2 separate regions of the Homo sapiens genome follow, and region 1 is linked to region 2. Evidence: chromatin loops called from intact Hi-C (ENCODE). Cell type or tissue: B cell. All regions are shown on one strand. Region 1 overlaps CARMIL1 (capping protein regulator and myosin 1 linker 1). Region 2 overlaps CARMIL1 (capping protein regulator and myosin 1 linker 1).

Region 1 (5,000 bases), 82 kb before region 2:
GAAAACGGTTCATTCTGATTGGCCAAAAGCAAAAAGAAAATATACAATTGCCCCTTTAAAGGCACTCTGTTGTGTGCTATTAACAGTACTTTCTGGCCCCTCCATAATTTAAAAAAAAAAAAAATCCTGGATTGAACCTGCTTTTCATGAAAATTATAGTATTCACCACATCTTATTTCTCATTCCATGCAATTGTGAATGCAAAACTGATTACACTAATTATTAAGTTTAAAGGTTACAATTGCTAGTGCTACATTTTGGCAAAAATTAAAACCACTGTTTTAGTTATGTTTAACTTCAAATAATGTACTAAGTGCTATGATTATGAAACTGTCAACCCTCCTCACTTAGCAGTAAAATCTTTATTCTACTAGGTTCTAACTCTTATGCTCTTAACAGTAGGCTTAGGTAGTGACTACTAAACCACTAGATAAAGACTATGCAAGTGTTAACCTGAAAAGGGAGAAAAAATGACTAAAACTGATCAAAGCAAAGCAGTAAAGTCATATGAAATATGTTATCACTATGACCACCAGTAACGATAATAATTAAACCTACATATACCATCTACAGAGTAAAAGGCACTTTGCCAAGTACTTTAAATATATTAATTCATTTACCCTAGCAATTTTAATTCTATAAAATAGGCATTATTATTATCCCCATTTTAAGAGTGAAGAGAATGAGGCACAGAAAGCGTAAACAACTTGTGCAAGGCCAGGAGACATCTGGCTCAAGGATCCATGCTCTTAAAAACTATACTATGTACTCTCAAAAATATCAAGTGACACCGTTATCAAGAGATGTTACCAAATTCTTAGCCTTCATGATGATGGCAATTATAGGGATATTTTTTTCCCAGAAGGAAAAACATTGCTGTATATGTGATCAGCCCAATTAAAAAAAAAAAAAACTATGAATTAATTAGAAGAGCAAATGGCACAGAGTTTTAAAGCAACATATTTATATATTCAGGAAAATACTCACGTTCTAAGTCCAGCATTTTCCAACACCAATTCTTCCAGTCGATTGGACCTACTCACCACCCTCAAGATCTGTTCACAGACATCAGTGGACTGTAACAGAAAACATTCTTTGACTATTCCATAACTCTAAAGAAGAAAAACTTTATTGTTATAAATCTATGCAATGCAAAGTTTTAATTAAGTAAAACATTCACTCATTCAATAAACCTTGAATGAGCATCTACTACTACGCACCATCGTGATGAAGATCCTGGAAATACAATGATATAAAGGAGAAAGTCCCGGCCTTCAAGAGTGTGCCATCCAGCAGGGGAAACAGACAAGAAGAATGCTATGGTCAGAGTTTGTGTCCCCCGACCTCCCAAAATTCACAGTTAAAAACCTAATTTCCCCACTGTGATAGCATTAGCAATTAGGTGCCTTTGGGAACTGACTAGGTCATGATGGTGGGGCCCTCATGAAGGAATTAGTGCTTTCGTAAAAGAGGCCCCAGAGAGCTATCTTGCCCCTTCCACTTAGTAAAGACACAGCTAAAAGGCACCACCTGTGAACAAGAAACTGTGCCCTCACCAGACACCAAGTCTGCTGGAGCCTTGATCTTGGACTTCTCTGCCTCAAGAACTGGAAAATAAACCTGTTATTTATAAGCTACCCAATCTATGGCACTTTGTTATAGCAGCCTGAATGAAATGATAAAAATATACAATTATGATAAAATAATAAAAAGACCATTTTGGTAGTGCTATGCATACATATAGGTGCACCTAATCCAGGCTCATGAAACTTAGAGGACTTCCCAAAGAAAGTGACATTCAAAATGGAGAGCTGAAGACTAAGTGTTAGTGATTATGATAATGATGTTGAAAATATCTTTGCAGAGTTCTCACCATGTGCCAGGCACTGAGTTAAGCCCTCTATGTGTATTTCATTATAAAACCATTAAAGATTATTATTCCATTTTCATAGATAAGAAAATTAAGGTTTAAAGATGTCATAAACTTAATAGGAAGGCTAAATAAGTACTTGATGAACACTAACTGGTATTAGGATGTTCCTACTGGAGCATAAATAGGATAAAGTGGGAAACAACCTAATAATAGGAAAAAGCTTAATAAATAATTGTCTCATGTTAATAAACATGTCTCATGTAATAAAAAATGTCAAAAAAACCATTATGTAGTTATATAACTATTATGCATATATGTTAAACAAGATTACAACAATTAAAATGAGTAACTTATAACAAAATTTTCAGGGGACAGTGAAAAATGAAGAGTTGTGCCCTGGTGGTAGAATTGGGCATTTTTTTCTTTATTAATGTTTTTATATTTATAACCTGCTTCATTCCAAAACTAATTTAAAGTGGTTCTTGACCTTAATATTACTTATACATTAAAAAGTCATTTTGGCTTGTGCCTGTAATCCCAGAACTTTGGGAAACTGAGGAAGGCAGATTACTTGAGCTCAAGAGTTCAAGACCAGCCTTGGGAACATGGTGAAATTCCATGTCTACAAAATATACAAAAAGTAGTGGGGTGGGGTCCCAGACTGCGCACGCCTGCAGTCCCAGCTACTCAGGAGGGTAAGGTGGGAGGATCACTTGAGCCCAGGATGTCGAGGCTGCATTGAACCGTCATCGCACCACTGCATCCCAGCCTGGGCCACAGAGTGAGACCCCGTTTCACACATGCAAACACACACATACACATACACACACACACACACAAAGTGATTTTAAAATTCTCCTTGCAACCTAGGCTGTATTAAATACTTCATGATATTTAGAAAAAAGAGTGAGAGAAAGAAGGCATGTTCTATGTGCCACAGCATATAATATCAAAGCACTTTCTTTTCTTAAAATAGCACATAAAAATATTACAGTACTTTGACTTATCAGATCACAAATACCCAACTGGATTAACCATAATTGGAACACAGTCTGAATGTGGCACAAGTTCTCTAGCCAAGTATTTTTAAGAAAACCTAACTTGGATACACCCCAAGTACCACAGCATGTAAGGCTCTCATAATTCTTATTTGCTGTTTGATTCCATTCTGTCTATAATGCCACTTTTACACTATTGCTGGGTTTCTAATGTGTCCCACTGATTTAGGAGGAAAGAGAAAAATTAATTCCAATTGACCTGATGCCTACAATTTACATTATGCTGACAGTGATGATATTCAAAATGGTGACACCCTTATCAGTATAATTCTTTATCTCACAATGTACATACAAAGGAATTGGTCTTATTCTGTGTTGTCATGATAAAAAGTGATTACTTAGATAATGTTTTTGCAGCGATTATCCTAATAACCAGAAATAATTCTTGGGATCATTACCATTTCTGGGCTACCTTGCAGTGCACCCGGAAAAGTAATTTACCATAATGCTTTGAAGATTTATAGCTCATTGGGGTATAAATACTGTAATACAAATTTATTAAGGAAAATGTATGAAAGTGTCTCCAACTTTTCTTTAAAATGCCAGTAGGGGAGACGTGTAACAAATCATTCATGATTAAATTAATTCTACTAATTTTTATTGAGTGCCAAGTACATTAAAAGCATCATTTTCTACAGGGATGAATATAAGGAAATGAAACTTTTAAAGGGAGACACACTCAAACCTAGCTACTAAGTATAATGTGATAATTCCAACAGTGTTATCCAAATGTCTACAGCATGTGCAGCACTACGTGCATCAGTTTAGGAAATTTTTTAAAAACTGGATACAGTGGCTCTCCAGGAGCTTGCACTCAGTTAAAAATGGAATGTAAACAACAAAAACTAGAATCACTATAGAGTAATAAATGAACTATTGCAAAGTAAAATAATTTTTAAAAAATGGAACTTTAGAACTGAAAGAAACCGTATACATTATCTGGTGCCAGCATGTCATTCCCTAAAGACTAAAAAAAGATGCTCACCAATTTGCCTGAATTGCAAAACAGAAGAAGCTGAGCAAGACCCCAATTCTGCTGTTTTTTTTAATGAATCAAGAATGTTGGCCAAAAACATGGTCCTAATTGCATATTCGGTACCATTTTTTTTTTTAAAAATCCTTGACTCAAATTAGAAATAGTGATTGCTAATTTGCTTCATAAGATCAACATAAAGTCATATTTTTCCTGTGGCACCTTAGCACAGGAGGCTTTTATTGGACTAGGAACAATCTTAACCCAGAGAGCTCATATAACTTGAGAAGCAGCCACTTATTTTTGCCCTTGCACTTCATGTTTACAAAATCCAAAGATGTGCTTCTTCACATTGTCCTTTTCTTTGAATAAACCCAATGTTAGACAGTGCTCTGAGACTGCCCACTTCAGTACCAATCAAAAGGGGAAGTATCATTTCTTTTTAACTTTGGGTAAAAAACATCAAGAATTTAGTATTCTTTTTGAAGACCTGTAGAGTAATATCCACAAAGATCACTTCATTTTAAAATACCAAATATTAAAAATATATGCAAACTGTATTTTTGTGTTTAAATCTCAGTTAACAGAAAAGTGGCATAAGCAGCCCTCACATCCTGTCACTCCACTTCCTTCCATCCCAGGACACCCAAGAAAGCATACTAGCACTTACATGGTTTGTTTTGCCAGGACTGAAATGATTAGGTACATATTTTATGTCCTAAACATCTAAGGCAGCTGAAAGGAGATGATACCTGGGAGGAATAATGACAGAATGGCAGCAGCAATTGCCTGGACACCTTCCTGTAATTGCAGGTTGGGACACTCTCCAAAAGTGAGATATCCACAACCTTCTTGAAACCCTCTTGAGGCCCCATTTTGAAATTCACAAGCTTATGTAAATGTTTGAATGAGCCAGAAAAACTGACATGGTAGCAAACCATTGTTCTCTCTGTTCCCACAATCCCTGGACTAATCTCCTTCTCATTCCTCCAGTGGCTCCTCTTTCCCACCTGTACTCTTTGCTGGCTCAGTCCTGGAAATGGTCCCATCCCAGCAAGCAGCAAACAAGGGACTTCTATTCTTAGGTCTCCCATAA
Region 2 (5,000 bases):
CCAAGAGGCAGAGGTTGCAATGAGCCAAGACTGTGCTGCTGTACTCCAACCTGGGTGACAGACTGAGACCCTGTCTCAAAAAAAAAAAAAAAAAAATATATATATATATATATATATATATATGTAAATATATATGTGTACCTATATATGTCTAGAAAAAATTATTTTTAAAAAATTACCAGGTAATGTCAATAATAGCCATATTCCAGAGGCTTAAGAGAAACTTGGCAACAAATTTACTAACATATATTAGCAAAATCAATCATTATAGCACCAAATAATGAGATCTCAAAATAGCACATGTGAAAGGGCAGTGAGCTGCCTAATCACAACTAATTTCAGGAAGAAGTTCATGGTGCATCTAGGAAAGCATTATTATTTTTGCAATACTTCACTTTTGCAATGTTTTAAAATCTGTTTGTTTTTTTAAACTAGGCAATTGCCACCAGAAAAATCTTAAACAGATGATTAGTTCATAATGTATAACAATAGAGTAAAATGCTTCCTAGCACATAGTTCAACACCAGTGGCTAGTCTCACACAGAAAATTTTCCTAGGCAGGAAACTCAGTGTCTCCTGATTCTTCATTCCTAAACTGTATTCTGCTGATATTGCATGCCCTCTTGTAATTATCATGAGTCCTACACATACAGAACAAGACAGACAAAATCTTCATTGCTGCGGCCCACACCAACATTAGCTTGCCTTACCCTGCTTAATTGGCTCTGATCACTGGGCAGAAACAACTCATTGCTTTTTCCTTTTCACATGCTGACTCAAGTATTCCTGGCATCATTAGTCATGTTTCATAGTGTCTAGAATAAAAACAAACTGACATCCAATTCCAGCAATTATTCCATTTTACACTTTGGAGAAAAGAAGTGATCGACACCTTCCAATCTGCCTAAAATCTCAAGCAGCTAACACTTTTGCAAAACAATTTGACTATGCCACATGCCTGTATCCCCAGCTTCTTGGGAGGCTGAGGCAGGAGGATAGCTTGAGTCCAGGAGTTCAAGGGCAGCCTGGGCAACACAGCAAGACCCCCCCAAATCTCAAAAAAGAAAACAATACAATATGACTAAAAGAAGATTTAAAGTTATGCAAAACATATAATAGACAGTGTCATAATTTTTAAACCAATGAGAAGCTGAAAGATTCTTTTGAAGTTTGCTTATAGACTCCAATTAAGAAATAGAAGTCCTCCTCATGTCTTCTCAATTAAAACCATTCCATTTTCTACTGGCAGAGCATCTGTGGATGAGACAAGCACAGTGCCAGGCACTTGGAAATGTTTGGTGAGTACTGAACGTAAAACATGGAAATGTGGGTTTCTCTAGTAGTGGAGGCAGGAAATCCCCATCAGTAAGGAGTAAAAGCTAATTCCCCTTAGGGCAGTCATTCCTACTTTCTTGGTAGTGCCTGTTAAGTAGAGGCCAGGTGTGGTGGCTCATGTCTGTAATCTCAGCACTTTTGGAGGCCGACACAGGAAGATCGCTTGAGGCCATGAATTCAAGACCAGCCTGGGCAACAAAAAGAAGCCTCCCTTTTTTGTTACAAAAAAATTGTAAAAATGTGCTGGGTGTGGTGGTCTGTGCCTATAGTCCCAGCTGCTACACTTTGAGAGGCTGGGGTGAAAGGATTGTTTGAGCCCAGGAGTTGCAGGCTGCAGTGAGCTATGATCATGCCATTGCACTCCAGCCTAGATGACAGAGCAACACCCTGTCTCTTAAAATAAAATAAAATAAAAAAAGGCCAGGTGCGGTGGCTTATGCCTGTAATCCCAGCACTTTGGGAGGCCAAGGCAGGTGGATCACAAGGTCAGGAGTTTGAGACCAGCCTGGCCAACATGGTGAAACCCCGTCTCTACTAAAAATACAGAAAAATTAGCCAGGCATGGTGGCGCCTGCCTGTAATCCCAGCTACTCAGGAGGCTGAGGCAGAATTGCTTGAACCCGGGAGGCGGAGGTTGCAGTGAGCTGAGATCGCTCCACTGCACTCCAGCCTGGGCGACAGAGCGAGACTTCATCTCAAACAAAACAAAACAAAAAAAGTAGAGAAATCCACATCTAAAAGACAAAACATAATAAAACTGTTGTGTGTGCTAAATACCTTCATTTCTATCACCTAATAGTAGCTATTTTAACTAAGGCAGACATCACCAAAAAAAATTAGCCTTTCAATACTCTCCAGCCTTTACTCTACTGTTGTAGAGAGAATAATGATGCCAAATCCAACATAACTTGACATCAAGAAACGCTTCTACATCAAATGAGTTTCAAAACATCCAGAACACCTGCAGACACATTGCAGGTGTAATGCTACAATAGTAACATGGTTCAACAAGGTCTGGAGGCCTCAAACAGTGAGGATTTTTACTTCTACTTGCCTATCTGCTCAAGATCTTTTTCTCTTTTTTTCTTATGAACTGTTTCTCTCATCGTTCTGTTCCTTCCTTTTCTTTCTTCCAACAGATACCCAAAATGACAGAGTCCATTTGCCAACTCACAGCTAGAGGCAAAGAAATCATTACCCACTCGGAAAAGGGGCCCATAGTTGCATCTGGTGATTATTCTCTATTTCATACGATGCTTTCCCTGAGGCCTCAGTCTTCTACTGAAAATATTTTAATTGTAATTATAAAGTCATGACCATCCACATGTATAGCTGGTTTGCTTCAATTAGAAGTCACTGCAACCAAAAAACAAAGCACTTTCAGTTCCTCACACTCATTGTGTTTAATGTTTCCATTGGTTGAATCTCATGAATGGCTCACTGAATTGAAGAAATGCCCCCAAGTAGGAATTCTAAATTCTGCATCTTCAAAAGATGGTCTTCAAAATCACAGAAAGAAAAGCTGCTGAATTGCAGAATATATACTGCTATTGAAAAGGTTATAAATCTTTTAACTTAAAGAAGGGTAGAATTCTTCACTTAGAAAATTCAGAACAACTTATGTTAATGTTTCATTTGTCTTGAACTAGAAACTGTGAGCATAGTGTTCAACAGATTCAGCTATTCACTTATTCATTGACTTTTATATCTCTGCATATGCTCTTCAGCCTATTATCTGGGGAACTATCAAAGAAAAGTTGTGGCCCAAATGCTGGATTTGCCTGTTCCTCAGTTCATAACAAGTATTTCTCAAATGTAGACCTATAACTATAAACACTTTTAACTTTCCTTGAACCAGAGCATTTAAAAATGCATATAGTCTGTACATTAAATGTGTTCTTAGTGAAGTAAAAGGTGACATCATAGAGTGTTATCTAGTCTGTTGTGATTTTTTTTTTTTTTTTTTTGGAGACAGAGTCTCACTCTGTCACCCAGGCTGGAGTGCAATGGTGCGATCTCGGCCTCGCAGGTTCAAACGATTCTCCCGCCTCAGGCTCCTAAGTAGCTGAGATTACAGGCACCGGCCATCATGCCTGGCTAATTTTTGTATTTTTGTGGAGATGGGGTTTCACCATGTTGTTGGCCAGGCTGGTCTTGAACTCCTGACCTCAGGTGATACGCCCACCTCAGCCTCCCAAAGTGCTAGGATTACAGGCATGAGCCACCACAGCCGGCCTCATGATGTCTTGTATTATCTAGTACTATCATGATTTTCACCTATTGCTTGTTACTTTCATGCAAATTCTAATTGACTTTCAAAGTAAAATCAATAAAAATGACCAGTGTTTATATGACATTTACTATGTGCTGGACCTTAGTCTTTGCTTATATTAACTCATTTAACCCTCCTGACAACCCTATGAAGTGGGTACAGTTATTTCTTCAACGTCCTGGGCGGTGTTCGTTTTCATTTTAAAGTTCCTACTCCTAAACCATACTAACAAAGTTCAAGTAGCAAGATATCAGATTACAAACAACAAGCCAGGCATGGTGGCTCAGGCCTGTAATCCCAGCACTTTGGGAGGCTGAGGTAGGTGGATCACTTGAGGTCAGCAGTTTCACCAACATGGTGAAACCCCATCTCTACTAAAAACACAAAAAGTTAGCCAGGTGTGGTGGCAGACACCTGTAATCCCAGCTACCTGGAAGGCTGAGGCAGGAGGATCACTTGAATCTGTGAGGTGGAGGTTGCAGTGAGCCAAGATTGAGCCTCTGCACTCCAGCCTGGGCGACAGAGCAAGATTCCGTCCTCACCACCCACCCCACACACACACAAAGATTATAAACAACAAAATTAATTCCATGTCCTTATATCATACCAAGGTAACTGCTTTGACACTGCAAATAACCAGTGTGATTGGTAAAATAATTAAATGTATTATTAAATGTATTAATTCTTGGGCTATTTGCCCACAGCAAATTTCCAAGGTTAATCCTACCCTTCATTGTGCATGAGGCAAATACACTCGGATGTATCCAGACAGCAAGTTAGCTATGGTTGAGAGAAAGCAAGAACTGCAGGCAAGAACAAGCCCAAAAACAATCTGTAACCTGATTTTGAAAACTAAATATTAATTTCATCACCTTCTTTACCAAATCTTCTAACAAGTAGCAAGTCAGACTGAAGTTTCTCTCTCTTCCTTCCTCTCCATTCTTTGAGGTGCTAATGAGCAGAAAATGAGAGTCTAAGGCTCAGAATAATCTACAGACTGGAATAATGAGTCTTGGAAAAATTCAAGAGCTGAAAGTGAAGCCTTACTAATTTGCACCATGAAAGAGGCCATTTTTTATGTTAGTGCTGACTGATCCAAATCCAAAATAAAAATACCACCAAATCAATATATAACTCTAGAAAACATGTATTCAAAAGTTTGTCATGATCAAAGCGAACACTGTGATTTATTTGGTATCTATTTATCCCAAAAAAGCTACTACTATTTATCTCTTCTGTTTATCTATGTGAAAATAAATTCCAAATGACTATAACAGGGCATGGTCCATAGTAAGTGCTCAATAAATGTTTACTAAATGAAATGCATGAACGAATCATTAGGCCCCTCAGCATTCTCACTTATCTACTCTGTCTCCAGTCCTCACTCCCTGAA

Evidence for each region. Peaks named below come from ENCODE experiments on the same cell type or tissue, not always from the same donor. Only the 100,000 strongest peaks of a DNase experiment are listed, where the experiment ranks them.
Region 1: a loop joins it to region 2, with 2.1 times the contacts of the local background. A loop is called at or near these places in 4 of 110 quality-filtered maps.

Annotation. Positions count from the first base shown.
Region 1 is chr6:25,467,245-25,472,244 of GRCh38, reverse strand. It overlaps CARMIL1 (capping protein regulator and myosin 1 linker 1), which reads right to left. Exons shown (of 37, transcript NM_017640.6): 10 at 988-1,076. Among named protein-coding and RNA genes, the nearest start is that of SCGN, 180 kb to the left of the region's middle. In B cell, CTCF peaks have their summits at 2,015 and 2,219; no DNase peak of the experiment used is centred here.
Region 2 is chr6:25,385,417-25,390,416 of GRCh38, reverse strand. All of the region lies in intron 2 of CARMIL1 (capping protein regulator and myosin 1 linker 1), which reads right to left. The region is part of intron 1 of LOC124901281 (a long non-coding RNA gene); the gene reads left to right. Among named protein-coding and RNA genes, the nearest start is that of CARMIL1, 110 kb to the right of the region's middle. In B cell, no CTCF peak of the experiment used is centred here; a DNase peak (open chromatin) is centred at 2,706; H3K4me3 peaks cover 1,140 bases; H3K27ac peaks cover 1,434 bases.